2 separate regions of the Mus musculus genome follow, and region 1 is linked to region 2. The links are chromatin loops, found by intact Hi-C in ENCODE. Cell type or tissue: left cerebral cortex. All regions are shown on one strand. Each heading gives the region's core, and the rest is flanking DNA. Links, peaks and the distances in the headings are about the cores only.

Region 1 (16,486 bases), core at 5,256-13,255, 53 kb before region 2:
GTTGGTGAGATGGTCTAAATATTAACAGGATACTTACTTCAAGTGAAACATCAGATTTCAAGATGTCTTCTGGTTCAAACCTGTTTTGCATGGTTTCTAGATCAGTCTCTATACACTTGAGGCTTATCAGAGAAACTGCAGTGTTACTGCGTCATGCTTGTAATGTTCCCATTCTGTTTTATAGTATAGTTCTCACATTAACATACTTAGCTTCAAAATTATGAAGGAACAGTTTTATGTTTGGTTAAGTAAAAACCCAGAACTAGCGTGGTCTCTGTTGTCTGCATTTATGCTTCCCCCTAATTATATTGGAAGCTTTTGGAACTTGCACATTCAGTGTTTATAAAGGGGTGTATAATGAGTTTTTCCTATGACTTTGCTTTAGTGTTTAGTCATAAGAAAGTGGTAAGAACTAGACTCTGTTGATAAAACATGGTTACTATTGCATATTTGTTATGCTTCAGGTAATGCAGTGTAAATCATTAAACACATTTAATGATGAATTATTTGAATTTATATTATCTGTAACTTGGGAAATTTTGTAGTCCTTAAAAGAGACCCAGTTTTCAAGTTCTATTTTTGACCACCTTCAAATATACTCCACTACCCACTGTATATTAGAATCTGTGTAGAAGTAGTTTATAAGTCGGCCTGTTTAAAATATATCAAAACAAATACTGCTGGGGATTTGGCCTGGTAGTAGAATGGTTTGCCTAGCTAGTATGTGGAAGGCCTTGGGTTTAATTTTAAAGTATGACCAAAACATTAAAAAAAAAAAAAAGCATGAACATTTAACAATAACATTTCTAAGTAAATGTTTTTATGCCACTAAAATGTGAAGTTGTGAAGTGTTCATATAAACTAAATAAATGTGTTGGGAATCTTGAGACAGAAAGGCAGAATAGCACTGTTCCTCAAGGAGGGAAGTCAAGGCAGGAGTCTGCTGGTGGGGGTTGATACAAAGTGATTGCTGCCTACTGCCTTGCTTTCCATGGCTTGCTCATTTGCTTTCTTACAGAAGCCAAGGCCACTAGTCCAGGGTGGCACTGCACACGGGCTGGGCCCTTCCCATTCGCCACTAATTAAGAAAATGCCTTTCAGGGTTGCTTACTTCCTGGTTTCATGGAGCCATTTTCTCAGTTGAAGTGTTCTCTGCTTGCATGTCTCTAGCTGTGTCAGGCATCTAATAAGGATGGGGTGGTCTTTTAGTGCAGATGTGTTTCTTTTCCTTTTTATTAGTATGTAATTGTTTAAAACAGGCTGTCACGACACATGCATACATGTGTGTAATGAGCTTTGGTCATACTCCCCTTCTTGCCTCATACTGAACCCCTTCCCTATTTCCAGGATTGTCTTAAACAAGTAGTCCATTTACGAGGCTGATGTTATTAAAGTGGGTAAGATCCAAAATCTTTACTCTTCTTGTCTGAGAGCTCCTTGAACTCAAGAAACAAACTGTTTTTAGCAAATTTTCTAAGATAAAACTATCCCTTGATGTTCAATTATTTAAACCAAAAAATCTGGAGTTAAACAGCTACAATAAATCTAACTCTGAAGTCATGATTTTTATTCTTATAATCAACATTAATATCATTCTTGGTCGTAGCTTTGCAGGACTGTTCTATATAGTTACTCTTCTAATGAATATATATATCTTTATGTTTACTCCCCACATTACACCATTGGACAGAAACATGCACACTGTATAAATGTCTTAGTATTTTATGATAATGTGCCTTATAGTCTTGGAAGGAGTTAGTATGGAACTTAAATGGTCAAATGACAAATTTGTACTTAAAAGTGGGGATTCTCAGGTGAGTAAGATTAAACTCACTGGAAGGTGGGAAAGCCATTCTGCTCAAGAGTCCATGGACACCAGAATTGAGATACTTCCCCTAGGGCACAAACTGGTAGTTATAGATAACCTGTTGTAACTTTATAAAAATAGGTATCTACATCTGTCAAATGTGTTTTTATTGTAAAAAAAATGCAATCTTGATTTTAAAAAATAAGATAAATTATTTGTATAATTTTGAAAGCCAAATTTTTGAAAGTATGATTTCATTTCAGAATCTGACTGCCTGAGAATTAATCCATAATGCAGTGTCATCGGTGGGTTCATTGATTGGTAATAAGTTGTCATTGTATATATTTTTGACATTAATAAAATCTATTATGAAAATGGTCGATGTGAGATTTATTTCATAATCACAGGGCTCTAAATGTACCAAACCTGGCTGTGATCATCCGGATTCTGCTCACAATCATTTGTTTTTTTAATTTGCACTACTGAGAGGAAATTCTGCCATTTGGCTTTTCTGTGATTTTATACCCTAGCAGGCCAAAGCCCTTTCCTGAAGAAATCAAACGGAATAAATTACCACGCTTGTAGTTTCCCCCCCCCCTCCCCCCCCAGAGGAAAGAGGGAAGGGACACTACTGTTATGGAAATCAAGAAAACGCAATTTCTGGCGTCTCATTTGGCCTTGTAAATTTTTATGAGGATTTAAACTTGATGAGAAGTGCACTATCAATTAGATTGTAAGCGCTCCACCACGCCCATGCCCTGAGAAGCGGTTTAAGAGTAGCGACCTCGGGAGGTTCGCCCCGATTAGTTAGAAACGCTGCTGGGAAATCTGCAAACACCAATGTCTGTGAGGAAAGGCGAGGGCTGGGACCGGGGAGGCGGGCCGGCTGCCGCCATAGCCCGCCTCCTGGTTCTGCTTCCGGCGCGGGAGGTAGGGCCACGTCATCTTCGGGCTCCCAGTGCCAGCCGGGCAGTGGATGGTGGGAAGCAAGATGGCGGCCACGGCCAGCATTCGGGAGAGGCAAACAGGTACTCGGTATTTCCTTCTCTGCAGTGTGTGCCTCAGCAGCGGCCTGTCATCATCTCTGGGTTGTTCGTACAGCTCGGAGTTGAGCTTTGAGAGCTGCTCCGTTTTGAGGTTGTGGGGAAGAGATGCCTGTAAGCTTCACAGCCTTTACCACAGGCTGCTTGCTACAGTGCTAGCTACTTATTTTTTAATTGCCGAGTTTTAGAAGGCCATCAGGGCAAGGACCAGCAGCTGGTGTTTTCTTTCCTGTCTTGTCACTTAACGAGGTCTATAGGTTTGTGTTCGTATTTCAAGTCTCCCAGGTCGGTTTGGTTTTCACTTTCAGTTTTAGGGTTTTTTTTAAAAAAACCTGTTTTTGACACTTGAGCCATGATTACAAAATCTAAGTATTCTTTTCCGAGCACCTTACTTTATGCCATCATCTTTGGACCCTTTGGGAGAAGCTGATGGAAAATGCCAGGTGATAAAGCTGGAAGAGACTTCGGAATGTCAAATCAAATTAACAGCGTCCTCTTTCAGTTGTTCCACAGATAATAATCTTAAAATATAGAACAGTTGTATCTTAAGTAGAGCATATTTGTACACCCATTTATAAAGTAAAAATTTAAAGATACATATTTCTTCCCTTGGTTTTAGTTTAGTTTTTTTTTTTTTTTTACATGTGAGATACACCTGATTTTCCTTATTTTCAGTAAACTCTAGAAACTTAATGTATGTATATTGGCCCCAGAATAATTACCTATACGTATATCATATATAATGTGATATGTATAAATCAGAACTGACTTACATATACTACTTATCTAGTAACTCCCAAAGAGAATAGAAATCGTCCATAAGCGATAAAGAACTTTAATTCTCTTGAACCTATGCTTATTTGTATGAAAAACAATTGGTTACAAGCAATACAACATAGCAATAGAATTTGAACTGTGCCTGATTCCTTCCCTTGTGTTAAAAAAAAAAAAAGATAGATTTGAATGTAGCATACTTAACAGAAAACATACTGAGTTCTACATTTCTCAGTAGGTAATTTAGTAAAACGGTAAAGCATAACTTAAAATATGGTAAGCAAATATTATTTGAGAATGCTTGATAATTAATTTTATTTGCAAGCAAACAGAAGCCCAAGTTCTCTTAGAAGTTTGGGTATAATATCTTTTTCTTTGTTTGTTTGTTTGTTTGTTTGTTATTTTTTTCTTCCGAGACAGTGTTTCTCTGTGTAGCCATGGCTGTCCTGGAACCCACTCTGTAGACAAGGCTGGCCTCGAACTCAGAAATCCGCCTGCCTCTGCCTCCCGAGTGCTGGGATTAAAGGTGTGCGCCACCATTGCCCGGCCTGGGTCCAATATCTTAATAAAACTAAATGAATTGGATTTTACTACCCATCAGTAAAACTGTCCTGATGAAAGGAAACCTTTTAAAAGTTGAATTTATGCAACAGTACATCTTTAATATTCGGACATTGTAAAACACTAAATGTTTTGTCTTTTGGTGAAAATAAACTTCATTATAGCAAGATTCCACATTATTACTGTATAGCTTGTGCTGCATCAGTTATTAAATTCATACTATACATGGATCATGCCTTATTTCCAGAAGAAAATCCTTTGTAGGAGTAACATTTCATTGATTTCTGTTGAGAATATTTAGTAACAAAAATCCTCTAATATTCTAGGTGGGAGATGCTTTGCTGCAAAGTAATTTGCAGTCAGTTTGGACGGATGAGACAATAGTCAATGCACTGTGAATTTATCATTAGTTTAGGTAGTTTCTGTTATCTCCATTTTATAGATGAAGAAACTAAAGTACAAAGGTGTTGACTAGCATGCCTGTTTCTTGGTTTGTCTCCCTGTAGTACCTCTGTCACCTCAAATGCCACCTTTGTGAAAGCTTCCTGCGTTACTTTTCTTCTCTTTCCTGTCTTCCATTCAGCAGTCAGAGCAAGCTGCTTCCTCTTGTTACTACTGAGGGTTTTGCTTGTCTGTCTCCCTTGTCTCTCAGTGTTACACAACCCAAATTCATTACTTTATCTCTTGCTGTGATTTCATCTGGCCTCTTAGCTTTCAGTATTATATATTCTGGTGTCTTGGTCTTCTGATGAAGAGACATCATGAACGTGACAACTCTTATAAAGGAAAGCATTTAACTGAGGTTTGCTTACAGTTTCAAAGGTTTAGTCCATCATCATGGTAGGGAGAGTGTTGGCCTGCAGGTAGACATTGATGCTAGAGAAGGAGCTGAGAGCTGTCTGTCCAGATCCGCAGCCAACAGGGAGAGAGTCTGGGCTTGGAAAGGGCTTTTTGAAACTTCAAAGCCCACCTCCAGTGATACACTTCCTCCAATAAGGCCACACATCCTAATGTTCTCAAATAGTGCTACTCCCTGGTGACCAAGCAGGCAGATCTTTCAGTCTGTGGGGGCCATTCTCATTCTAGCCACCACAGCTGGTGAGTCCCAGGTCTACATGGCTAGTGTAGACCTCTATTCTGAAATCAAGGCCACTTGATAGCATTAATGAAAGCTTCTTTCTTATAATTCCCCATGCAAATCTCCATGTGGTTTTTCTTTTCTTTCTTTAACTCAATTCAGATTTATCAGTAAATCATGCCAGTTTTACTCTAAAACTGTCCAGTGCCTGTTGCTATGCCCCAATCCCGTCTCCTTGAATTTCTGCAATAACTTTCTGTTTTGTTCCTTTTACAACCTTATTCCCATTCATTCACAGAATGCACCCATACTAAGCATGGCATGCATTTGTCTGAAACCTTGTAATAGCTTTTTATTTTGACTATGGCAAGGGGACCAGATCTCCAAGCTCACACATGAGCTAGTTAGTGTCTGCCTAACTTGACCACTTTGTTACTTTGTTACCTTTCCTCAAACGCCTCACTCGGACCCTCCTGGCAACCCGGTTTGTTTCCTCCCTGCAGAATGTTCTTTCATGGTCATTTGTGTGTCTCCCTCCCTCACTTCCTGTAGGCCTTTACTCAAATGTGCATTTCTCCGGAGACCTTCCTAATCACTATTTAAAATTATATCTCACCTTACTTTTCTCCTTTCCTGGCCCCATTTTTTTTTTCACAGCATTTATCATGATCCCATACATCCTAGGTTTTACTTAATTTGTAAATGACCTTTGTCTGTCAACAATAATGAAAACTGCATTAGGACGGGTAATTTTTATTTGGTCTGTTTTCCTTCATGTGATGCCCCATAGTTAGTGCAGTATCTAGTACATAGCAAACACTAAGTAAATGTTTGCTGAGCCGGGCATGGTGGCACAGGCCTTTAATCCCAGCACTTGGGAGGCAGAGGCAGGTGGATTTCTGAGTTTGAGGCCAGCCTGGTCTACAGAGTGAGTTCCAGGACAGCCAGGGCTACACAGAGAAACCCTGTCTCGAAAAACCAAAAACATTTGATGAATGAATGAATGAATGAATGAGCGAACAGTACATATAAATGACAGTGTTTACTCAGTTAATGAGTGAAGATATTTTTCTGGGTAAGGGTGAAGTTACTTTAACCAAGTGTAAAACTGTAGGGTAATATATTTAGAACCCATAAAGAAAACTAGTTTATCATTTCCATTAGAAACAGTGATTTATTTTTATTTATTTATTTGTTTTTTCGAGACAGGGTTTCTCTGTGTAGCCCTGGCTGTCCTGGAACTCACTTTGTAGACCAGACCGACCTGGAACTCAGAAATCTGCCTGCCTCTGCCTCCCAAGTGCTGGGATTAAAGACGTGTGCCACCACTGCCCGGTTGAAGCAGTGATTTCTTAGAGTGTTAAACTCTGGTCAAGTAGAATTACATACTTTTATCACTCTTTAAATATATGCTGTATGCTTCATTAAGAAATTACTTGTATCAAAACATCTTTGAACAAGTTAGCCACGGCCTGGAGTTGCAGAAGCTTTCCTAGTTGAACCAAAACAATGTGAGATTACCCGCTGGGACTGGTCTTTCATGGTGACATGAGTGAATGTCTGTTAACTCTGGAGAATGCCACATGCCATCTTACAGGGCAGCCAGGCTGGGGTTCTTCCTGCTTGTCATTGAGTCAGGAACATGACCAGCTTCTAGAAACAGGGCTTTCTCGTGTCTTTAGTGCCTGGTCATAGGAGGAGAGCACCACTGAAAGCAGTCAGTCCAGGAGCACTGTGTTTGTGCTATTCATGTGTATTTATAGAAGTCTGTAACCTCTGGCACGCTTAGAAGTAAGCATAAGTTGTTAGTGATGTGTATTACTGTAGTGCCGGTATTTTCAGGGAAAAAAAAATAATAGGTTGGGCTAGCAACATGGCTCATCAGGTAAAGGGGCTTGCCACCAAACTGATGGCCTGACTTTGATCTCTAGGACCCACATGGGAGAAGAAAAGAACCAACTCCCACAAACTGTCTCATGGCCTTCACGTGTGTGGAATGACATAAGTGAGTGCACACAGGCACACACAATAAGTGTAAAAAATAAAAATGGTTATGTACACCCATAACTACCCTCCTTTACTTAGCTCTCTATATCCATAGCTTTTGTATCTGGATTCAGACAATTGCAAATCAAAAGGATTATAAGTAAAATGTATCTTTACTAAATGTGTACAGACATTTTTCTTGTCATTGTTCCTTAAACAATGAAGTACAACAACCTGTCATTTACATTGGTCTATGTATTAACAACTAATCTGCTATGACTTAAGGGAGTTCCCCTAGATTATGTGCAAATACTATATCATTTTAGGTTTTAAAATATTATAAAGGTATATTAAATGTTAGGGACTTGCGTATCCAAGGCATTTTAGTATCTAAAAGAGGTTCTGATGTGGGTGACGGAGTGTGCTGAAGTGCAGCCTTTCCAAGGAGAGTGCTGAGCAGCGTCACCACCCACCCACCTTGACCTGCGTTTAATATCAGTTCTTTGATGGGTGCATAGGCCATACGGGTATTTGTTCGTGTGTTATATAGTGCTATATTTGTAGTTTGGATTGTAGATTATTCCGTATTACTGAATGTTCACATGTGTTTAAAAATCAAAGTAGCCTGGCATGGTGGCACATGTCTTTGATCGTAGCATTCAGGAGTCAGAGGAAAGCAGATCTCTGTGAGTTTGAGGACACTCTGCTGTACATGGTGAGTTACAAGGCAACCAGAGCTGTAAGACCTTGTCTCAATTCAGTTAATAAAGTAAGTTTGAAAGTAGTCACTCTTTTTTTTTTTTTTGGTTTTTTGTTTGTTTGTTTGTTTGTTTGTTTTTTCAAGTTTCTCTGTATAGCCCTGGCTGTCCTGGAACTCACTCTGTAGACCAGGCTGGCCGCGAACTCAGAACTCCGCCTGTCTCTGCCTCCCAAGTGCTGGGATTAAAGGTGTGTGCCACCACCGCCCGGCTGAAGGTAGTCACTCTTAAATCACCTGATTTGTACATTTTCTTGAATGCTTGGCTGTCTCACTTTCAAGTCCTGCTTGCATGCAGGACGTCATATGTTTACTCTTCAGCACCACATAAAAACCAGGGGCTGTGGTAGTGCTTGCCTCTCAGTTACCCCAGCAGTTAGGAGGTAGAGGCAAGAACATTAGACATTCAAGGCCATCCTCAGCTACACAAGGAACTTGAGGCGGACTTAATAGGACTGTATTGGAAAAAGGAAAAAGTCACACAGACCCGTGCACATACAGAGAAGTAGCACCAGCCAACACAGCAGATTGTCATTTTCCTTGGATTTTTTTTTTTTAATCTACTGTGGTTTAAACGGTGAACAAGAAAGGGCAGAAGATACTGTAACCTGTCAAGCATGGCTGCTGTGGGTTTTCAGAGTGGACAACTTCAGTTCCCAGTTACCTCTTACCTTCTGATGTCTCATTTTCCCCAAGGACTATAAAGCAATGGAGTTGGGTAGCCTTTCAGTGGGTTTATTGGCTGTGAAATATACTCGTGAGTAACTAAGAAATAGTCCTACTGTAATGAATCCCCATATGAAACAGTTGAGCATGCCATAGATAGTCTTGTTTTTATAAAGGTTTTCTTCATCAGTAAGCAGTTAGCTACTAAGGCTGTTATCATGATAAAGCACTTTCTTTTGACGTGTGTGTAAAAGGCATTATGGGTTTGTCAGGGGAAACAGACACTTTTTCAGGAGCGTGGGGGTTTTTGTCATTTTTGTTTCCCACAATGTTAAGGATCAAACTCATGTGTTCTGAGCAAGTGCTATGCCCCAGACCCTAAAGTGCTTTGTCCTGTTTAGTTCTCATAGCTTTTGGGACAGGTGCTTTGTTTTGTTTTGCTTTGTTTTTGTTTTTTAGCTCCCAAACAGATGCCAGTTGGCTGTTGGTGAAATTATCTTAAAGATCTGACCCTAGTTTTTACACATCCAGTCATTTCTTTAGTCAGTTTTGTTAGCATTCATGCATTTTGTGTATGGTGAGAAAAAAACCAAAGGCTACTATAAATAACTGATGTAAACTTTATTTTCAGTGGCTCTGAAGCGGATGTTGAATTTCAATGTGCCTCATGTTAAAAACAGTACTGGAGAACCAGTATGGAAGGTAAGGCTTCTTTAGTGGGAACTGTGGGCTTCTTCTTAGAGCTGAAATGATAGGAATTAGAAGACATTTCTTAAACATAAAACCAGTGGTATATTTTCATTAGAATTACTAAATATTTTATTATTTCCTACAGAATAATAGCTGTTTACGTAGCATGTGCAGCCTACAAGAGGATCATATAGGATATGTACTGAGCTCTGTCATTTTGTAGAGAGAACTTGAGTGTCCCAAGAATTTGGTACCTTGGCAGGTCCTGGACCCAAACCCAAGACTATCTAGGAACTGCTGTATCTGTTCCCCCTGGCTATTTATGTATAGATGTGATAATGTTTGCTTTGTAAGTTAAGTACAGAAGAAGTTACCAATTGTGACTAATTGCCAGCATCACTGCTCTTGTGCTTTCGAGGCACTGTAAAGTAAAACAAATGCTACTGGATCCTCCTTAGAAGTGGGAACATTGGAAGGAGTTACAGAGACAAAGTTTGGAGCTGAGACAAAAGGATGGACCATCTAGAGACTGCCATATCCAGGGATCTATCCCATAATTAGCCTCCAAGCGCTGACACCATTGCATACACTAGCAAGATTTTGCTGAAAGGACCCTGATATAGCTGTCTCTTGTGAGGCTATGCTGGGGCCTAGCAAACACAGAAGTGGACGCTCACAGTCAGCTATTGGATGGAACACAGGGCCCCCAATGGAGGAGCTAGAGAAAGTACCCAAGGAGCTGAAGGGATCTGCAACTCTATAGGAGAAACAACAATATGATCTACCCAGTACCCCCCAGAGCTCGTGTCTCTAGCTGCATATGTAGCAGAAGATGGCCTAGTTGGCCATCACTGGGAAGAGAGGCCCCTTGGTCTTGCAAACTTTATATGCCTCAGTACAGGGGAACGCCAGGGCCAAGAAGTGGGAGTGGGTAGGTGGGGGAGCAGGGCGGAGGGAGGGTATAGGGGAATTTCAGAATAGCATTTGTAATGTATATAAAGAAAATATCTAATAAAAACAAACAAACAAACAAAGATAAATGCTACTGGAAAGTAAGCATTGTGAGATCCGATAGCAGACAGCACTGGGTGACTAAAGAGTGGGGGGAAGTGTTGAACAAAGAGATTTTTCATGCCGTGGACAGTATAGAGCAGAACTGCAGGAGGCTTTGGCAGAGTGGGATAGGACATATGAAACTTTGTTCTACTCATGGTGGCTTACATTGTGGGTTGCTTATTACTGTCATTTTCCATTTAATATTTTCTGACCCTGGTTGTCTAGAGATAACTGAGGCTGTAGAAGTAGAAACTGCGGCTTAGGGACTACTCTATATTTAAGGATTAGAGAAGAGTTTCGAAAGATTAAGCACCTTTACTAGCCATAGCAGATTTTAGTTTCTCTAAAGAAATTTCTGGCATTTAAGAATAATATTTAATAACAATAGCAGAGTTCATCTCACCTCAGTAGCACTAAGATAGTTGTGAAACACCGCCATTGAAGATCTCACTAGCCAGCCGGGGCTCTATAGCTAATAGTGAGGTGGCAGGCTGAGATGGAGTCATGGTTTAGATTTGGGATATTTGTTTTATGTGGGGTTTTTGTTAGTTTTTGTCATTGATATTGTTAAGACATTGTCTTGGACTGTAGCCCAGGTTGACCTCAAACTCACTGCAGTCCTGCCTCAGCCCCTGAGTGCTCCATTGCAGGTGTGAGCCACTGCATCTGGTTTAGGGACTTAACTTTTTAAGTCACTGTCTAGTTTACCTAAACTGCTTAAATTTCTAAATTTTCTTTATGTTGGAACTTGTTAAATTTCCGGTGTTTACTTATCTATTCATTCATATATATACACACACACACATGCACACATACATACACACATACACACATACATACATACAAACACATATATGTGTGTTTTCCTTGCATATGTGTGCACCATGTGAGTGCCTGTTGCTTACAGCAGCCAGAGAAGGGTGTTGAATCCTGTCTTAGTTGGGGTATCTATTGCTTTGATGAAACTCCATGACCAAAAAGGAAAGGGTTTATTTGGCTTACAATTCCACATTGCATGTTCAGTATTGAAGGAAGTCAGGTCAGGAACTCAAACAGGGCAGGATCCTTGAGGCAGGAGCTGTTGCAGAAGCTGTGGAGAGGTGCTGCTTATTGGCTTGCTTCATGGCTTGCTCACCCTGCTTTCTTACATCATTGGAGCTACCAGCCCAGGGATGGCACCACCCACCATGGGCTGGGCTGGGCTGGGCTGGGCTGGGCACCATTGATCACCAATTGAAAAAAATGCCTTACAGCTGGGTCTCATGGAAGCATTTCCTCAACTGATGAATCCAGCTTGTGTCAATTATTCCAAAGATCTAGCCAGTACAGATCCCTTGTAACTGGATTATCAGATGGTTGTGAGCTGCCATGTGGGTGCTGTGACTCAAACCTGGGTCCTCTGAAGAGCAGCCAGTGTTCTTAGAACCATCATCTGCCAAGCCCTGTATTTTAGTTTGAAAGGGGCTAAATTTTTATCTCATCTTTACATGTTCCTAGAAAGGATATTATGAACTAGGAAAAAACAAGTATGAATTTGTTGTAAGTTCTTTATTACAGGTTAAAATAAAGACTTTATAGTCTGACTTTTAAATTTAGAATTTTTGTAAGAAGTTTCTAAAAGTGTTGCTTTATTTAAACCTAACTGATAATGTTTTACATAATATAGAACTATGTGGATGGGCATTTGAGTAGTAGAGGAAATACTAAACTGAACATGGATAAGAATTCAATATAATGATTACTAAATAAAATTAGCTTATGCTATCTTAATGTGGGTTCTCAATTGGTTGTTCATTAATAATGCTGTTTAAACAAACCCCTTTTTTAAAGGTACTCATTTATGACAGATTTGGCCAAGATATCATCTCTCCTCTGCTGTCTGTGAAGGAACTGAGAGACATGGGCATCACTCTGCATCTGTGAGTTTTAATGCTTCTGACACTGGCATGCATTTTCAAATTTTATTGAGAAAGATTTCTTTGGTCACTTTAAAAATCAAAATTTTAAGGACTGTTTGCAGAGAGTTTGGTTATAGTACCTGTGTAACCTTGAGGTTTAAGAACAGTCTCACTTTGAGCTATATAATTTCAGAATTTAAATAATTGTTTCATTTTCCAGTAGATGTGGTTGATCTTTGAAGAAAACGAACTTGTGCTCTTTGGTACTCTTCAATCTCTAAAAGGATTTTGTCTAATTTAAGTATACTTTAAAAAAAAATCTAAATTAGTTTATCAGTAATGTGAGCATGTTAAGTGACTACATGAAACAATGGCCTTTCTTCTTTGCTGTCTTGGCTCCTAAGCGTGTAACCTCTTTCTGGTACCAGAGAACAGACTGTAGCAGAGAAAACTATGATTGCTGCATACTGGGTGATGACAGAGCTGTGGCCTTGCTGTTTGTCTCATGGCTCATAGTGGCAGTGACAAGTACAGCTGAGATCTAACTCATACTGACTTAAGGGAAACAAGATGGACTGCCAGTTTGCAAGTAGAGGAAGCAGAACGTCCTGTCTCCAGATGGAAAGGCTGTATATCATGGATGATCCCTGACAGCCTGGCCTCTGCCTGAATAAACTTTATCAGAGAATGTAGCCTCTGCAACAGCCTAGGTTAGACCACTCTGAAGGAAGTAGTAACCACTGGTTCCTAGAAATGCAGTTACACCGTGAAGATGGTTGAGCAGAGAGCACACAAAGAAAATGGCCTATGGCTGCCATCACATACTTCTCACCTGGACAGACGCAAGCTTACTAATGCACCGCGACCAGCAGCAGGAGCCCCTGTTCTTCTAGTTGACTAGAGGCATGAATGAAGAGTCTGTATCCAGAAGGCTAGCCATATTTTGTATCATAAGCATTATAACCAATATATTGCTATGACAAATAGATTTTCTTTTTCTTTCTTTCTTTCTTTTTTAGTTTTTTTTGAGACAGGGTTTCTCTCTGTAGCCCTGGCTGTCCTAGAACACACTTTGTAGACCAGGCTGCCCTGGAACTCGCCTACCTCTGCCTCCCAAGTTCTGGGATTAAAGGTGTGCGCCACTACCGCCTGGCGGACAAATAGATTTTCTTATGTGAAATGGAGATAACTAAATGAAATTAGTCCCCGAATCACCAAGAGAAGACCTGAGCATGTCACGTTTGAGATTATCCGATGATCTCCTGTGTACTCGCTTAGGAAGCAGCAGGTTGGTCAAGAGAGGGTTGGGGATAGAGCTCAGCTGTACAGATGTGTGCTTTTAGCAAGTGCAAGTTTCTGCTTTCCACCCACAGCATCATGCAGAAAGTAAAGAACAACCGAAGGGGTTAAATATCAGACAGTAAGAAAGTTCCCTCTACTTTTCTTTTCTCAATGCTGCCTACTCCATGTGGTAGTAAAAGAGAATGTCTGGCCATAGGAAATACTAAAAACCTTTAAAAAAAAGGACTGGAGAGATGGCTCAGCAGTTAAGAGCACTGACTGCTCTTCCAGAGGTCCTGAGTTCAAATCCCAGCACCCACATGGTGGCTCATAGCCATCTGTAATGAGATCGGATGCTCTCTTCTGGTGTGTCTGTAAACAGCTACAGTGTGCTTACATATAATAAATAAATAAAGCTTTTTTAAAAAATGGGGAAAAATGAAATACAAAGAAATGATTCTACAAGTAGGTATTACTAATGTCAGCCGTGTGGGGTTTGTTTTGTTTTTCCTCTTTTTAAGGTAAAGAGCAGGTTAGCTTAGTGACTGATCGCAGTAGGAGTGTTAGGAGCACTAGTCACTGAGCTACAGATTTCAGCTTTGAGAGCTAGTCTTTTACTCTGTCTCTTTAAAAGTACCTAAGGGGCGGGGGTGGGGAAGCCGGGCGGTGGTGGCGCTCGCCCTTAGTCCCAGCACTTGGGAGGCAGAGGCAGGCGGATTTCTGAGTTCAAGGCCAGCCTGGTATGCAGAGTGAGTTCCAGGACAGCCAGGGCCTCACAGAGAAACCCTGTCTCAAAAACAAAACAAAACAAAACAACAACAACAACAACAAAAAACGTACCTAAGGGGAAAAATGAGTTGCTGTTGTTCTTTCTGTTTTCCAGCCTTTTGCACTCAGACCGAGATCCGATTCCAGATGTTCCTGCAGTGTACTTTGTGATGCCAACCGAAGAAAATATTGACAGACTGTGCCAGGTGATAAGTGGATTTTATCTGGAACTTAAAATTACCTGATCGTTTGAATATCAAGGCAGGCTTTTTCCTTTAAAAAAAAAAAGATGCTCATTATGGAGAATCATAAATTCCTTTACCATCTTCCACTTTGAGTTTTGAGACTGTTAGTTTTAGTGGAGTAGATTTCTGATTTTTGGCTGGAGAAGCATTATATCAATAAATACAGAGCCTGGCAGAGTGGAACCTGCCTCTAATCCCAGCACTCAGGGTTGATGCAAGAGAATTATTGTTGAAGACCTGGGCTACGTGACAGATTTTGAGGCCCACGGGTGCTGCATTGTTAGAGCATATCTCAAAACAACAGTAACAGATTTGAAAATAGCCTAGGAGGGTCTCGTGTACCCAGGCTGGCCTTGAACTCACCACATAGCTGGAGGTGAACTTGAGCCTCTGCCCCTGCTGTGTCCACCACTGGATGTACTTTCCTCTGTCCACTGTTAAGTTGCACGGTCGTTTAATCATTGAGTTGTTAGCGTACTTGTTAGTTTTCGTTCTTTTCTGAAACAGGGACTCACAGCCTCCAAATTGTAATCCTTTTGTCTTGCTGCCTGATGCTGGGATCAAAGGCCATTAAGTACCATTAAGTCCAGTAGCTTAGAGTTCTGTGTGCTAGACACTTATCAGGTATATGATAGTATTTTTATGCATTCTCTAGACAGTCAGTTTGTGCTTCTGTTGTCCTATTTAAGAAACACCCCAAGTCCATGGTTTCTTTTATAAGTTTTATGGTTCCAGCTCTGTCATGACTTTGTTCTTATAGAGTACATTTTTGTCATTTCTATATCCCGTCTTTTAATGCGTGTCGCATACTCCAGAGCCTGGCTTTTAGTTTTAAGAGCTTTTTTCTTGAGCATCCTTTCAACAGGAAGAGTTACACATTGGTTATATTTCTAGGATCTTCGAAATCAGCTCTATGAATCCTATTATTTAAATTTTATTTCTGCGATTTCAAGAAGTAAACTGGAAGACATTGCGAATGCAGCATTGGCCGCTAGTGCAGTCACACAAGTTGCCAAGGTAAGAGGCCCTTGATCAACAGCATTGCTAATGTAAAACTCGACACTGTCTAAAAGCCTCCAGATGTTTACATCCAACCAAAACAACTACGGAGTTAGAGGTCCTCCTTAAAAACATGGCCACTTGTTGTCTGTCTTTAACTTAAGCTAGGAAAATAAGGCAGACTAGACGAATTTACAACTTGCTGACTTGTGAGACAAATTTAAAGTAGATGTATATTTATTTGGGGCTGGGAGTCATGGGATCTTTGTAGCTCATTTTAGAAATAATTTGAAAGTTTGTTGTACATTATTTGTGATCATATTGACATTGCTTTATCCGAACTTACTACAGTAAGTCACTGGGTCCTCCAAATCTTTTTTATTTAGGAAAACATATCTAAAGAAACCAGAGTATACTCTAAGGATAAAAATGTACAGCAGGCCAGCATCCTAGTGACATTTTAGCCAGAGACACTTCAGCTACAGGCACTCTCAGATAAATCCCGGCTTTACCCTGTGTTATGTGTGTTTCTAGAATTTTGAGAGGACACCAGTTGTTGTAGGGACTGTATAGACAGGAAAGATGAAGCATGCATTCGCAGTTACCCTCACTGCATCTTAGACTTAGATATAGCCCATTGCTACTGTAAGTAGCTTTTCAGGCTTCTTCCTATGTGTTGTCACTTAGAATTTCTCACTAATTTCAAACAAGCATAGGAATTGTTTCAGTTTGTTGAACTAAACTTACTACCGTTCAGATAGGTTTTTTAAGAATACTTTTACTTATGTGTATATGTGTGCGTATGTACACGTTGGGGTCAGGGGAGGGGATCAGAGTCCCTGGGGCTGGAGTTCCGAGCAGCTGTGAGCTTGGAACA
Region 2 (16,486 bases), core at 4,026-12,025:
ATAAGGAACTTGAGCATTCAGAGATTGTCATACTTTTGAGGATTCTGGAACCATCCCCCATGAATGCCTGACAATGCTATCTATATTTCCTAATTGGGAGCTTGATGAACAGGACCTGCATCGTCATTGGATTTACATGTATACAGTTTACAATTAAACAAATGAAATAATAATGTTGAACTCTGCTGGATGATTCAGAGACGGTGACACTGAATGACAAGATCTTAGCCAGTGACTAGATTTGCTGAGTAGGGGAAACTTCTGGGTGGTGACAGTGAGCCAGAAATAGAATGACAGAGTACAGTATGATCTGCCTGCATGTGACATGCATACATTTGGTTGTGTAGCTGCAAAGCGTGTGCCTGAGTGTCACTTCACATGCAGGCCTTCTCCTTTGGCTGCTTTTCCTTTCAGACCTCTAAAGCAAGCATTGCCTCTGAAATGCTCTTCATCAGTTTCAGACAATAAGACTAACTCTGCATTCCAGGCTCCATTAGGAAAGATGTGCATAGCCAAAGAGACACCAGGTTCTTAACTGTGGCTTGCTCTAGAGGGTGATGTGGGTGCCTTTTATTATCTATGCTTCTGATGACATTTGAAGTTTCTCTTCTGTTTGACCATGTTCTTTGCACTTAAAATATAGTTAATCTCTAATTTGTAACATTTGTTTTACTTTCCAATTATCAGATATTAGTTTAACAATTTTAAGAAATTGAGAAAGATAAAAAAGAAGGTAAAACTCACCGGGTGTTGATAGCACACGCCTTTAATCCTAGCACTTGGAAGGCAGAGACAGGGGACTCTGTGAGTTCAAGGCTACAGAGTGAGTTCCAGGACAGCCAGGGCTACACAGAGAAACAATTTGGGCCAGTAAAATGGCTCAGCAGGTGAAGTCACTCTGATGTTGGTGACCTGAATTCAGCTCCCAAATCCACTTACAGGTAGGAGAGAGCTGACTTCACAGAGTTGCCCTTTGACCTCCACATCACAGTCATCACAGCATCACATCACAGTCATCACAGCATGCGTGCGTGTACAAAACAGGAAGAAATCATGTTTTAAAGAAAAGGAAACTTTATTTGTTCCAGTAATCATGGTACAGCCTGTAGTCCCAGGACTTAGGAGACTGAGGTAGATCTTAAGTACGTGGCTAGCCTGGGCTACATAATTACACATTTCCCCCGAATCAGTGATGCAGTGTTTTGTCCTCTAGTCCCACTGTTAGAGCAATGTCTCATCAGGAAGCCGAGGAAGCTTCGTCACATGACTCAGCCATAAAGAGATACTTCCATTCATTCCCGTTAGCTGTTTGTGTAGTTTCCAGTACAAAAGCCAGTTCTAGTGAAGGCCTTAGTTCCAGTCCCCGGAGGTAAATAATGCTTTCTTTATAACCTCATTTTTGAATAAAACTGAAAGTTTTGGGTTTACTTGGGGATTTCTCTCTTGCTACTTGATTCTTGTCAGGACAGAAGCTGAATATGTTTAATATTTCAACTACTCCATTGTTAGTGATTACTATTTTTTTCACTTCTGCCCATCCCTCCTCTTGTAAAAAACATATGAACTGGCTAAAAGTCATGAAAAAATCCGGTTGCCATAACGTCTGTGGTTTGCTAATAGTGTGTGATGGACCAGGGCAAAAAGGATGCTGACTCTCATTTTAGTCATCTGTGTTGCATTTTATGCACACATCTGCAGTGGGAAGAGCAGACATCAGCATCCTGGCAGTTGACTACCTCAGAGTACTGGGAGCCTCTGGGAACACTCTGTATTCCAGAACGTGTAAAGGGCTGCAGGAACATTTAGAGGAAGGTCTTTTTAAAACACACTGAAGTGATATATTTTTCCCCAATTTTTAATAATTACAATTTAAAGAGATTCTAAACTTTCATAAAATTCATAAAATACACGACTCTGCAATGACATATAAAATTCATGGTTTGTAATATAACTGAAGGGAAAACGTCACTGGGTAGTGACTGAAAAGATTAATGATAAAGGAAGTATCTCTGAGTGAGTCCTGAGAGGAAACGTGGCATTTCTTCTGGTGTGAAAAAGGGTAGTGAGTTTGAAGTCCCCAGAGGACAGCTTGAGCAAAGGTCTGTCAGGGCGCAAGGGAGTATGTGCTGTGCCCAGCTCTAAGCAAAGCTTAGTTGGTACATGCTCATTCTCCTGTGTGTGTACGCCTCTGCCTGAGTTCTATTGTTAGTGACTGTATAGGAAGAGGAGAACCCCTCCCAGCGGGGCTGCACTTCTGGTTTCTGCTTGTTTCTGCAGTGCTGCTGTTGGAACCCTGGGCCTTGACCTGCTCCAGTGTTCTGGCACTGAGTTACCTCCAGCCCTGTGTTGCTGTGCATTAGGGAATCTCAGGTTTTGATGTTAAATATAATGTAATTAATTTAACACATTTTTATTTTTTTTAAAAAGTCAGTGCATCTTAGAAGTCAACTCTTTTAATGCCAACATACTGAATGATAACTGTCCACTTGTAAATACACATCTCCTTTTTCATAGGGCTTTTGCCAAGATGGCCTCAACTCCTGCCAGCTACGGAAACACTACCACTAAACCAATGGGGTAAGGATTTAGTAATGTTGGATGGATCTTTGTACTCAAGCTTTAAGCATTCATGCCTTAAAAACCCAGTATCTAATACCATCCTGAAAGTCCATTATGATACAGAATGTCAACGTTTTCCTGGCTTCCTGGAATAGCTGTGATTCTCCTTTGAAAATATACGGGGGTAGCTTTCCCAAAGATATGCGCATATGAGCCATCGGTTTCATATGCTCCTCTCTTTTTAAAACATTGTCTTCACTTTTAGGAATATATAGTTAAAACTATTTTATATTGTTAAAGCTAGCCACTCGGCCTAAGCGTAACAAATACAGGCTGGGGATGAGACCTCTCTCGGGAGCAGTGCACACAACCTGTGCGTCACAACTCCTTTGGGAGTTGACTGACCCTTCCACAAGGGTTGCAGATCAGATATCCTACATACCAGATATTTATGTTTATGACATATGTTCATAATAGTAGGAAAATTAAAGTTACGAAGCAGTAACAAAAGTAATTTTATGGTTGGTGGTCACCACAATATGAGGAACTGTATTAAAGGATTTCAGCATTAGGAAGGCTGAGAACCACTGTTCTACAGACTGCTATACTATTTGATGACAAGGCAATTCTGGCTACTCTTTTCTATATCACACACATTTCAAATTCCTAGTTTTTTTAAAGCTAAAATAAAAGTATGAAGCCCAGAGGAAAAGAAATTTATCTAGTTTCAGCAATCCAGCGGGCCTCCCCTCTGGAGAGCATGATACGGGTTGCCATAAACCCTGCTGCCCCAGTAACAGACTTAACCTAGCATGAAGAATAGTTTCAGGGCCATCTATCCCATCCAAGGTTACTTCTCTTATCTCTGTTCATAGGCTTTCCATCCTGTTTCTCTTAGTTACACAGGAGAAAGGACAGGATAAGGGAAGGAAAATAATTCCTGAGTTTAATAGATACATATCACAGTGTCGTGTCTGCAAATCATACAGAATATGTAGAGCCTAACGTTCCTTATGTATTTTATACTTGAGGCTATTAATAAATGTGCTTTAAGAAAATCTTGGCTAAATTGAAAACTGCCCCTAGCTTTCTTATGTGGTATAGAATTACTCTTGTCTTACCAAATGTCCTTTGATCCATGATATAAGACTTTGAAGTAGAACTATAAACCTAGTATGGCAAATAGTTATTGGCATTCTCTGTGTTTGTTTAAAGTTCACAATTAAGGCAATGCTCACTGCTTATTGTGCTTGCATGTAGGTTTTCTGTGTCTAGAGTGGAGATGGTACACGTAACCGAATTGAATCCAACGCTAGTGATGCAGAGAGCACAGCAACACTTGATATATTTGTAATAGTGATAGGCAATGTAGTGCTATGTGTGATTGAGCTCCAGAAGAAACAATCAGAAACTATATGCAAGGCTAAGCAATTATATTGAGGGCATCTCTTTATAGTTTATAGTGATTATTTTATCACCTTTATTAAATTATTAAATAAATGTTTATTAACTTTTTATCATTTATTAAATATCACTGCAGCAATGATATCCATGGAAGTAGAAATGTTCACAGCCCTTTTGTCTGTGGGAAACAAGGTGGTGGCAGAGGGAGCAGCCTGTGGTGTGTAATTGGGCAAACTGTGTATCAGCGGCAGACTGTACTTAATGCCATCTTCATTTGTCTTTTCCCATACACAGTCTCCTGTCCCGAGTCATGAATACAGGATCACAGTTTGTGATGGAAGGTGTGAAGAACCTGGTATTGAAGCAGCAGGTGAGTACACTTGTCAGAAAACGTTCTGCTGACTTGGAAATGTAGATGTTGATAGGTTTGCTACCCAGGCAGAGAAACTTCTGGATTTATTCAAGTAAGACGTATGAGGAGAAAATTAGAACCAAAGGATCCTTATTGGCATAGTAGGGAAATAAGACTTCTTTTTTATGTGTAGTTTAGAACTCTATGACTATATACTTTTTTTAAAAAAGATTTGCTTATTTAAACTGTACTGTCTTTTGTACTGTGTTTTGATGACTTCCAACTTTTCTTTTATCTTTTTGGTTTGTTTTTGGGTTTGGTTTTGGTTTTCTGAGACGGGGTTTCTCTGTGTAGCCCTGGCTGTCCTGGAACTCACTCTGTAGACCAGGCTGACCTCGAACTCAGAAATCCACCTGCCTCTGCCTCCCAAGTGCTGGGATTGCAGGTGTACGCCACCTCTGCCCAGCCTGTTGTTTGTTTGTTTTGTTTGTTTTGTTTTGTTTTTTATTTTTTTGAGACAGGGTTTCTCTGTATAGCCCTGGCTGTCCTGGAACTCACTTTGTTGACCAGGCTGGCCTCGAACTCAGAAATCTGCCTGCCTCTGCCTCCCCAGTGCTGGGATTAAAGGCGTGCGCCACCACGCCTGGCTGTTTGTTTTTTAATAACTGGAACATCTCTGGCATATGTAAGATACAGAGTTTTGCATCAGTACTAAGATACAGTGTTTCTCATCAGTACGGACATACAGCGGTTCATGTCAATACCTAGATAAAGTGTTTCATGTCAGTGCAGAGATTTACTGCTTAGAGAAGGGTTTTTTGCTTGTTTTTTGTTTTGGTTTTTCGAGACAGGGTTTCTCTGTGTAGCCCTGACTGTCCTGGAACTCACTCTGTAGACCAGGCCGACCTCAAACTCAGAAATCCGCCCGCCTCTGCCTCCCAAGTGCTGGGATTAAAGGCGTGCGCCACCACGCCCAGCTAGGTTTTTGGTTTTTGTTTTTTAATATCCCAAATGTTGTCCCTCCTTCTGGTTCTCCCTCATAGAGTTCCTCCCCCATCTACCCTCTGCTTCACCTCTGAGAGGGAGGCCACCCCTCCCATATCCTTCCACCCTTGTCCATCAAGTCTCTACAGGAGTAGATGAATCCTCTTCCACTGAGGCCAGACAAAGCAGCCCTCTGCTGCATATGTGCCTGGAGCTTCAGACCAGCCTGTGTATACCTTGGTTGGTGGCTCAGTGTCTGGGAACTCCGGGGGTCCAGGTTAGTTGACAGTGGTGGTCTTCCTGTGGGGTTGCCATCTCCTTGAGGGCCCTCTATCCTTAGGAGAGGTTTTAAAGGCCAAATTAAAAGATGCTTAGCTGGATCTTACTGTCAGATGTATAGATACCTGTTTCAGGATGTTCTCTTTCTCTGGACTTCCTCCATACTTTTAACATCTTTCTCGTGTTTTCTTGTGGTAGTTTATATAATCATTATATGTATATTACAAATCCCGTGACACTTTGCATAAAGTGAGTTTCTGGTTTCAAAGAACCTTCAAATTTTTTATTGAGGAATAAATAACAAATGAACACCATGTGTTGTTAATAAGGAATAGTGAGAAATCTTCATTTGCTTTGTTGAGTAAAAGCCTTCCAAGTTTTCTTTTTAAGATACTGACATGATTTGCTGAGTACTGGCGAGTACTCTTGAGCCTCAATACAGGAAATGCTTTAGTGCTTGCTGGCAGCACCATCCTTCTAAATATTCAGTCTGCTTACTTTACCTAGTTCACAGTACTGCCCTGCAGCACCTCATAGTAATATGCAAGATTGTCTAAATTGGTTTGCTATTAAGTATTTTATTATGGCAACACAAAAATTTGTTTTGGAGTTCATGAAATACAAAAATTATCATTTATGACCTTAAATTACTTTGCTTTTCATAACATTTCAAACTGTTAAGAAATCTGTTTTGGCACAGGCAGTTAGTTTTAAAAGTAAAAATTGAGCCCAACAGTGGTGACACACACCTTTAATCCCAGCACTCAGGGGACAGAGGCAGGTGGATCTTGAGTTCAAGGCCAGCCTGGTCTAAAGGGTGAGTTCCAGGACAGCCAGGGCTACACAGAGAAATGCCATCTCAGAAATAAATAAGAGGGGGCGGGGGAGGAGAATCAAATTTCTCTGTGGTGAAAATTGAATTCTCCTATTTATATAACTCTTCTGCCACTGTCAGAACCATAGTATTAGCAAGGAGGTTGTGTGGATACAGCTTTCAATGTCAGTTTTTCCAGATGAGTATTCATCTCTGATTACTCCAACCCACACTGTAAATTCCTAGCATTAAGAATGTACTTAAGAGTCAAAGGGTATGGACATTTGTAGTTATTCTAATAAATATTGCCAAATTGTTCTCCAGTGTAAAGTCTCTCTAGTCTAGAAATGCATATTAAACTCATAGAAGCCATTGTGACATTGTACTGTCCTGATACCCAAATATCTAGGGGCACTCGCACTATGGAGTTCTAGGGAAATTCGGGAAGAATCATCAAAAAGACCGAGCAGATACAAACATAGGATCCTGTAGTTTATACTGCTCACATCTATAAAGGATTGTTTGGCTTTTTAATTTTTTAAATTTACATTCGGGGACATACGTGGAATTGGCTCTCTCTTTCCACCTTTATCTGGATTCCAGGAGTGGAACTCGGGTCACTAAGCACCTTTTCTTGCTTGAGGCTTTTCATTGGCACTATTAAGATTAACTAATTGGACAAGAATTAAACTAGTCAGTAAATTAAAAAAGGATAGAATTAGCAGTGTTCAGTTCTCTAGGTTACTTATAAGAGCCTTTGTATTTTGTTTTATGGGCAGCATGAGTTTTCTGCATCTTAAGTATCAACCTTCACATAGCCAGTTGAGTGATATTTACAGACTTGAATCAATTCGTGTAAGCATAATTATACAAAAATATGATTATGATAAAAGCATGAAGTTGCATAATTTAGAAATCCCCACTGTCTTTGACTCATCTACGAGAGCAATTTGTCTTTAAAAAAAGAAATTATTAATAAATAAAATACAACCAATTAAAACCAATTAAGTTGTCCTGGAAGACAAACTTGATTGCCATGTGTGATCTCTATTTAGGATTATTATTTGTAAGAAAACTAAAAATAATGTGCAACAGAAAATTTGAACTCTGAATATTATATAATAACCATTTCACAGTATAAATAGACATCATTGCACTATATTGTACATTAACAGCCTAAATGTCAAGCATACGTTAGTAAAATGAGCAGGAGTGGAGATAATTTGTTGATGGGTTTCCTTCTAAAGCCCAGTTACATTTGGGAGATCTACTGAAATATCTGTGGTCTGTCTAGTAATGACTATCTAAGGGGCTTGTTTGAACACTTTAGGGCTATAGGGAGGGCTGAAAGATTTGTGTCAGTTTGCAGCTTCTGGTGAAATTAGGTGTGGAGGGATAGATGTGGGCCCATGTAATCCTACTCTGTTGATTTTGATTGGAGGCATTTTTACACTGTGATTGAAAAGGAAAGTCCCTTAAGATTTTATAGCTTCCTCATCTATAATATGAGCATTGGAAACATTGTTATTTATCCCTTAGCCTCTGTGAGTTTCCATCTTTCCTCTCCAACACACTGACTGGGACAGCAGAACCTGCTTCCATTCCTGCTCCCTGCATCAGCATCAGAGCATCTTCCCACGGTCTACAAAGGGGAAGTTAGAGATGGTCACCATAGAGCAGCCAGCCACCTCCGGGGAAAACCTTCTCTGCTGCGGTTATGCAATATTAGTATCTAGGTTTTAATATTGTGCATATTTTGGTTTTTGTGCTAAGAATTACATCATTAGAGAGGTTAACTTGGGTTTTTTTCTAAACCTTACAGTGACTAAACTCATAAAACTAGTCTTAGGAAATAGTTCCTAATATATAGTTTTTATTTTTCCTTCTGGTAAATTTCTCTCCGTTTAGAAACAGATTTTTAAAATGATGAATCATAATTTATGATTTATTGTCTATGGGACTCTGCATCTTAAATCTATGTAGTGTTTTCTGCCAAGCATGCCTAGCCTAGGCCTTCTAGGCCTTTAATCCTAGCACTGGGAGCCAGAGACAAGTGGATTTCTATTTCCAGGCCACCCAAAAACCTTCCATCCATAGCAAGTACCAGGCCAGCTAGGGCTACATCGTGAAATCCTGCCTCGAGAACAAAGCAAAATATAAATATACGGTGTTTTCCATTTTATTTCTAAAAACCTGTGTCTAAGTATAGAGAGAATTGTGCTTAGACTGTTTTCATCTAATTTTGTCTGTCCTTCCCTGGGCGAGTTTTATAAACTGTGACAGTAGTTCTCTGCAGGGAGACTGATGCATTCTACTTGCTGTGGTCCACATGGCTGCAGTCCAAATTTTCCTTTTCTGTGATCAAGTCTCCCTGGTTGCCCTGGAAATCACCATGGAGACCAGGCTGGCCTGAAACTCACAGAGATCTGCCTGCCTCTGTCCCCTCAGTGCTGGGTTAAAAGTGTGCACCACCACACCCAGCCATTCAAATTCTTCATTCAGTAAAAGTTTGTCCTGGCTTAGTTCAGCCGTTATTTAACACAACCCAGAGCCTTAGGGAGTCTCAGTTGAGAGGCTGTCAACTCTCAGTTGAGAGATTGATCTGTGGCCATATTGGTGAGAAATTAATTATCTTGATTCTTTATTCATGTGGGAGGGCCAGACCCACTGTGGGTAGAACTGTCCATGTGTGGCCTATGCGATAGCTGAGGGTGAACCTGTGAGCAAGCCAGCAAACAGCATTCCTCCATGGGTTCTGCCTTCTCTAGATGAGCTATGACCTGGAAGTGTAAGCCAAAGAAACTCTCTTCCCCTGGTTCTTTTTGGTCAGAGTATTTATCCCAGCAACAGAGAGGAAACTACAACAGAGTTTACTTACCTTCTATGAAGAGATTTAGTGTATAATTAATTTTCCCCCTTTGGTTATTTAGATGGCACTCACTCTGTAGCCCAGGCTGGCCACTAACTCATGGTAGTCCTCCTGCCTTAGCTTACAGAGTGCTAGGATTACAGTGATAAGCCAAAACTCCTTACTTCTTTTTTAAATTATTGACCCAAGCTTTCATTTACACAAAGAACACCTTAGTGGAGTGTCAGTTGGTGACACATATCCATTGTTTTTATAAGCACCGTGCCTTCTATCTTCAAAGATGTGTTTCCTTCCTCATTCTGTACAGCTGGAGGCTTCCCTTAGTCTTAAAACCATCTGTAAACATTGACTGAAGGATGAGGCAGAGGTAGTTGATTCTTTTTATCAGGTTATAGAGACCATGGAAAATATAAGAAAGAATTGCGAGACCTTGAACAATTTTGCTAGGAAGACAGTTTCCTCTGCTTATCACATACTTGTTGGCAAACGTGTCATCATTTGTAGTATGGCTATCAAATACAGAACAAGATTTAATTATACCCGTCCTGAACGTCTCTTACGGTACACAAAGATTCATCATAAACAGTTTAAATGCCTACATTTCTACTCATTCTCAGAGTCAAACACTTTGTTCTTTCCTGGTTTATGACGTATATTTCTCCATACTCTTTCTGTACTGCACAGCTCTAGCTGTGCACTCAGATTCAGAAGGTGAGTGGGGCCTGGGTGGAAAGCCAGAAGGGAACAGAAAGTCTCATCTCTGTAGTGTTTCCTTGCCCTGGAAATGCTTTGAATTTTGCTGTATTTATTATTGTGTCCGTGTTTGAGTATTGGCATGGGAGTGCCTCAGGGTGTGTATGGAGGTCAAAGGATTAGAATAGCTTTTACACAGAATGGTATCTTCAGTGAGAAGCTGGGTACTAAGGTTTTACCTCTGACATGCTAACTGTGCACATAAACTTAGCATTTGTTTGATTGAAACGTATTCACATATATAGAGTGAGCAAGTTGTTATTCTAGTATTTAACAACACTAATGTCTTCCACAGAATCTACCTGTTACTCGGATTTTAGACAATCTCATGGAGATGAAGTCAAACCCTGTAAGTAGCATCTACAGTATATAAATTCTTGGTTGTACCAGACCAATGGATACAAAGGTGATAAATCCAGGCTGACTCAGTGTTGTTGAACACAATGTGTGAGAGTAGCAAAGAGTCCATGTTCTCAGTGGCATCTTGTAGACAGCAGCACAGAATTGTGATTCAAGCATTCTGATTAGTAGTCATCTGAATTAAATTTATACTAAATCTTACATGTTTAATGTTAATACATCCTGAAGAACACATTTCTATAAATAAAAAGAAATGTTGACCATCAATAATGTGAGAGAAACAGACCAATTTAAGGAAATTAAATTAGGAGAAAAGTACATAGTAAAACTTGTGACTATTTCAGATGGCACTAAATCCCCTTGGGCCAAACAAGTAAATAACAAAGTTATTGGCAAATAGTTGGTCAAGCTGTCTATCCATTGGCTGCTCCCAGCAGTGACTTAGAAAGCCGTCACCATGGTTCATCACTGGCAGCCAAGGAGCTGGTTATATCATGTATCCGCCCATCGAAACTCTTACTTTAGGTCCATCTGAAGCCTGTAGACGTGGCAGTAGAGCTGAGGATTTCAGACCTGAAAAAAATGAAAATAATATTTAAACCAGTGTGACTCCTTCAGTAATTGTTAAAACATGGCTTATGGAAATTAGCAAAAACAATTTTTAAATTCACACATGTGGAAACTAAAACACCAGAAAATGTCCAGCTGCTGTTATGAAAGTTACTGGAAAATTATATGGTATGATAAACTTTAAAAGATTCTCAAATTGAAGAATATGTATAAAGCAGGACAGTGGCGCACGCCTTTAGTCCCAGCACTTGGGATGCAGAGGCAGGCAGATTTCTGAGCTCAAGGCCAGCCTGGTCTACAGAGTGAGTTCCAGGACAGCCAGGGCTATACTGAGAAACCCTGTGCACATATGACTAGTTGTCTTAGAAAATACCTCATTCTGGGCAGTATAATCTGAAAGGTAGCCTGAGCATGATAAAGGTGGGCATACATGAATGTGAAAATATAGAGGACATATACAGCAGGTTAAGGACATGCAGGGTGCTTTGTTACTGATTTCTGTCTGTCTTTGTCTTGATGTTTTGTTATCAACCAATAACTATAACAGCAGGTACATTAATTGTGTACTTATGTGCCAGAAACCACTCAGCAAATTGTTACCTCATAAATAATTTAATCCTCGGTTAAACCATCCAAGAAAAGTACTACTGTTACTCTCATTTTATAGATAAGGAGAGTGGAACAGGGTGAGTCAGTTAACTTGCTGGGGTTACATAACTCTTTTACTATTATACTGTGTTAATTAGAGTCGGGACTGTATGCTCTTCACAGACTCCCAGAACTATAGAATGAAAACCATTGCAGCTCATTTAACAAGGGAAAGAAGGTGACCAAGAGACATGGCTGCTTCATGCAACAGAACTGAAATCAAGTCCTGCTCCTCTATTCCTCCTGCCCAGAACTAGTTGCAGCCATTCCTTCCACAGTCTTCATAATAAAAACAAGGATAGCTAAATTTGAATGAGTCTTAATCAGATGTTTCTTTGAGCTGCAGAAGTTCATTTATCAATACTCTTGAGTTTATAATTAAAAGCACATTACTACAGATGGGGTTTTTATTAACTAGAAGAGACTTTTTTTCTGTTTTGAAAGTATTTCTTCATCCACCTGCTATGTAAGGGAGCTGTCTGCTTTCCCAGTCCTCTCCTGTTTGTAGATAGGATTCCAGGGTGATTTGGAGACACTGAGGAAGTTAGCAAAGTACAGTAACTTAGACCTGACAGGTAATGGTGAATGGCTGTATGCATCTCACTTCAGATGCTTTGAAATACTGGAGCCTGGACTGGGCATGTAGCTTAGCTGGTGTTCAAGGCCTGGGTGGGTCTCACTACCACATAAACCTAGCATAGAGACAAATGCCTCTGTTCCCAGCACTTGGAAGGTGGAAGCAGGAGGATTTGGAGTTTGAGGTCATCCTTGGCCACACAATTAGAGGCCAGGCTAGGCTACATAAGACACTCTCACATCCTTACTGTGTGTGTGTGTGTGTGTGTGTGTGTTTACACGCATGGCACATGTGTAGTCAGAGAAAAACTGGAAGTTGGTTCGATCTTTTCGAAATCACGTGGGTCCTGCAGATGAAATTCAGGGCATCGGGCTTAGCTGCAAGTGTGCCTTTACCTGCTGACCATCCTGGAGGCCCCTGAAGGCGTTCCAGTCTGCTGGTAGGCTTTCCCGTGGGCTGAAGGAGTCTGACCACCCTGAGGAGCTATACTGATTCAGAGTATTGACCATTAGGCTCGGGACTGAGTGTTACCAGCATGTGTGCGTTTGTCATTTGCCAGAGGGTTGGGTTGTTTTGTTTGTTTTTGCAGGGGCCGGGGGTCTGACTCTTTGGCAAGAAGACTGAGGTCAGGAAGTAGTTACAGCATAAAGTAGCAGATCTGTACATCACAATTCCTTTACTATCAAGAAGCTTCCCATTCATTATAACGTTTCACAACTCACAGAGCCAGAGAAGCTTAGAAAGCTAAGAGTGTGGGTGACTCGGTCTGAGGCACATCTCCCCTGGACTAAATTGAGGCTTTTTTTCAGCTCTTATTTATCCTATTTTATGCTAACAGTCATTATTAATCTGAAGAAATTCTAATGCATTAGATGGTGAAATGCTGGCCACATATACAGCTGATATCCAGGATTATCTACGTTTCAATTCTAAATTCTAAAATTGATCCGGTCCCAAAACTTGCATATAAAAGTCTGAGCCTCCTATATATTATGTGTTCTATATATTCAGTAAAGTCACAGAAAGACAAAGTTGTAAGCAAAAGCCCTTGTGCAGTAACAATATATGCCTTAGTTGGGTTCACATCCTATTTCTATTACTACGTATGTGACCTTAGGAAAGTCAAATAACCTCCCATTATCCCAGCTTCCCGTCTAAAACTATGGGATAATGATAGGAACTGGCTGAACAATTGAGGATTAGTGCATGGAAAGCCCTGAAAATACTCCTTATTAACACATAGGAATGTCTCATTAAGGATTAGGGACAGTTGTTACACATTCGGTGAAACGGGAAGATTTGTTACAATCAAATACTGTGCCAAACTATGACCTTCTAAACGGAAATTCCATAGTCATGGCAATGTGTCTTATTTTTGTTTTTAATAGGAAACTGATGATTATAGATATTTTGATCCCAAAATGCTGCGGAGTAATGACAGGTAAGGAGCTTTTATCTTGGTGGTGTTCGTTGTGGGTTTTCCCTGAGAATGGAAATAATGTATTATAAGACTTTACTAAAATTCTAACTGTGGGAGGCTAGTTAAAAACAGTGTGTATTTTAATCTCTTTCAGAGATAATCACTGGTAATTAGGATTAGTATCTTGTTATTTTCCCTTAGTGTACACACAGAGAAATAAATTTAGCTGTTTACTATTTATGAAATGGTGTTATCATAAACAAAGTGGAGGATTTAGAGAAAGTGTTTTTAAGTGAATAGTTATTGAACTAAATGAGAAGACAATAACTGATGGAAACAGCTATTTACGGTGGTGGTGGCAGGAGTGGCGGTTTGTCAGGGTCCAGGAAATCGTGTCCCTGAGAAACATTTCTATAAAAGCATTTTATGCTAATAAATCCACTCACTGTATATTTTCTGCATTTTATGAAAGATAGGATATGGTAATTGACCTTGGCACACTGGGCACCATTTGGCTGTGGTAAATCTCCTACCCAAATATGCCCCAGCAATGAAAACACAACTCAATTAATATGAATATATGCTGTGCGCCTAGATTGGGCAGATCTACCACTACTACACTACCATCTTCCACATCTATGAGACCCCTTAGAACTTGGGGTTTCTCCAGGCCATGTGCTTCTGCTCCGCTTTTTTTCTTTTTCCTCCTCCTCTGCATCCTCTCCCTCTTCCATTTTCTCCTACTCCCTCTCCTCACCTTCCCTTTTATCTGCCCAATCTTCAGCTCTCCTTTATTTTAAGATTAAGGTGGGAAGCAGGTTTACAGGAAATCACCTGACTCATTCCTTGTTCACAGCCACACTCTGGAGAACAGAATTAACATCAAATATAATTAGCCCCAGGGCTATCCACAACATTTCCCCCTTTCTATCCAATTAACTTTTCAAGAGTGAATTCCTGGTAGTATGAGAAGTAACTTAAAAGACAGATAACAAATCGGCAGAATTAGAAGGAAATGACTGGATGTCCCTAGCAATACAACTCCAGGAGTAAGTTTCCTGCCTGTGCCTGAGGGTAAACCTTCAGCAGTCTTCTCGAAAGCATTCATTTCTTTGTGGGTGTTTGCAAGGATGGGCTAGCTGCTAAGTTATTAAATTGCCTGGTAATTTCTAGTGTTAGTCTCTTTTTCTTCTGAACTTAGCAGAGGTGCTGGTATATAAGAACTGCTAATAATAGCTATCACCGGCAAAAGAGAATTTGGCAGCAAATTACAGAACGAGGACTGAGGACTGACCTCTAGTGGTCCAGGGTTTTCTTTAGGAGTGATGAGAATGTTAAATTGGAGAGTGATATTTGCACATATACTACAGCCCATGGTCATTTGCTTCAAAGAGGATGTGTGACTCTGTCCATGCTAGTAATTCTTCCTTGCACTCAGCTAAGCATAACTATAGGAGCTGAGAACTGTTTAATCCTAAATGAAGCATGTTAGAGATAATTAGAGATAATTAGAAAGGATGCCAGCATCGTAAGACAAACAGGCTCAGAACACTCTTTTATCAGCCTTTTCCTGTGTTATCCCAAACCCTGATTATTAATAACTCATGATATTGTGCTATTTAAGTCTCCGTTCTCGCCACCTCCTCTCTACCTCCGAAGAACTTAAAACTCTGGAATTAAACTATTTAAACATTTTGATGAGGTGAACATCTATTCATTTTTGTGGAGTATAGAATATTTAAACAGGCCATTAGAAGTAAGAAAAGATGACACAAGTATGCTCAACAACTAAACTGTTCACACTGGGAGAAAATGAAGTTCTACCACAGTGTGCATTTCAACTCTGACATGTGGAAACTTGGATCTCTTAGATGCCAGGTTATTATTTTTAAAAATGTCATGTGTGGCGCACACCTTTAATCCCCGCACTTGGGAGACAGAGGCAGGTGGATTTCTGAGTTCGAGGCCAGCCTGGTCTACAGAGTGAGTTCCAGGACAGCCAGAGTTATACAGAGAAACCCTGTCTCAATAAAACCAAAAAAAAAAAAGAAGAAGCTAACATAGATTGTAGGTCTGGCCTCTCATTTCCCCTTCCCACCCTGAAGAGGATGCAAATGGAGGTGTTGTGTTTGCGTGTGGCAAGGTTGCACCCGTTCCCATCTTCCTCACTTTCTCACGGAGGCTATCTAGAGTTTGTGTCAGTTGTTAGTAGGTTGTCCCCTTCCCTTTTAGACATTGAGATATCTACCTTCTAGCTCCTTCCTCTACAAAACTGAAGAACCCCCTGCTTCCCAGGAAGGTGGACCTGGAATACCTTCTTAATGCTGCTCACAAGTGCACATGAACGTGTGTCCCCATACCCATCTTACCCGTAAAAGAAGCCAAGGATGAAATTTTCAGTGCAGTTTCTCTTTATTGCAGCTCAGTTCCTAGGAACAAAAGTCCATTCCAAGAGGTAAGTTTAACAAAAAACTTCTCTGCTCCTAAAAAGGTAACAGTAGTCCCAAGGAATAGTTTGTCATAGGCAAAGCTTGTGACCAGTGAATGGCCTTCAGGTAAATTCAACTCTGCATACCCAAGATACAGCCTTAAAGCCCTCAGCAACTTGAATCACTCTGCTTTTCTTAAGCTTACGCGTGACAAAATAGCAGAAAAAGGAGTCTTTGGATTGCAGTGAGCATTGTACATATGGAATTCCTGCAGTGATTCCAGTATTTATGAAGATGTGACTGTATGACTATATGAGCACTGTACATATGGAATTCCTGCAGTGATCCCAGTATTTATGAAGATGTGACTATATGACTTTGAATACAGACACTTCTCATTGTGAGTGATGTGTTAAAAGTTGCATGTTGGGTTTTCCAGTGTTTCTGCCTACAGCAAATAATAAAGAT

The links. Hi-C counts contacts between places; a loop is a spot of excess contacts. Peaks named below come from ENCODE experiments on the same cell type or tissue, not always from the same donor. Only the 100,000 strongest peaks of a DNase experiment are listed, where the experiment ranks them.
Region 1: a loop joins it to region 2, with 2.1 times the contacts of the local background. A loop is called at or near these places in 2 of 42 quality-filtered maps.

What each region holds. Positions count from the first base shown.
Region 1 is chr12:51,374,802-51,391,287 of GRCm38, forward strand. It overlaps Scfd1 (Sec1 family domain containing 1), which reads left to right and starts at 2,712. Exons shown (of 25, transcript NM_029825.3): 1 at 2,712-2,835; 2 at 9,304-9,374; 3 at 12,249-12,337; 4 at 14,481-14,571; 5 at 15,505-15,627. The coding sequence starts at 2,784. It overlaps Gm40422 (a long non-coding RNA gene), which reads right to left. Exons shown (of 6, transcript XR_872746.2): 4 at 14,974-15,164; 5 at 14,438-14,638; 6 at 9,370-9,415. It overlaps G2e3 (G2/M-phase specific E3 ubiquitin ligase), which reads left to right. Exons shown (of 15, transcript NM_001015099.2): 15 at 1-2,185. In left cerebral cortex, for the core only: no CTCF peak of the experiment used is centred there; no DNase peak of the experiment used is centred there.
Region 2 is chr12:51,428,974-51,445,459 of GRCm38, forward strand. Scfd1 (Sec1 family domain containing 1) reads left to right here. Exons shown (of 25, transcript NM_029825.3): 18 at 2,515-2,577; 19 at 4,258-4,333; 20 at 10,310-10,363; 21 at 13,558-13,610; 22 at 16,011-16,044. Among named protein-coding and RNA genes, the nearest start is that of Gm40422, 26 kb to the left of the region's middle. In left cerebral cortex, for the core only: no CTCF peak of the experiment used is centred there; a DNase peak (open chromatin) is centred at 8,748.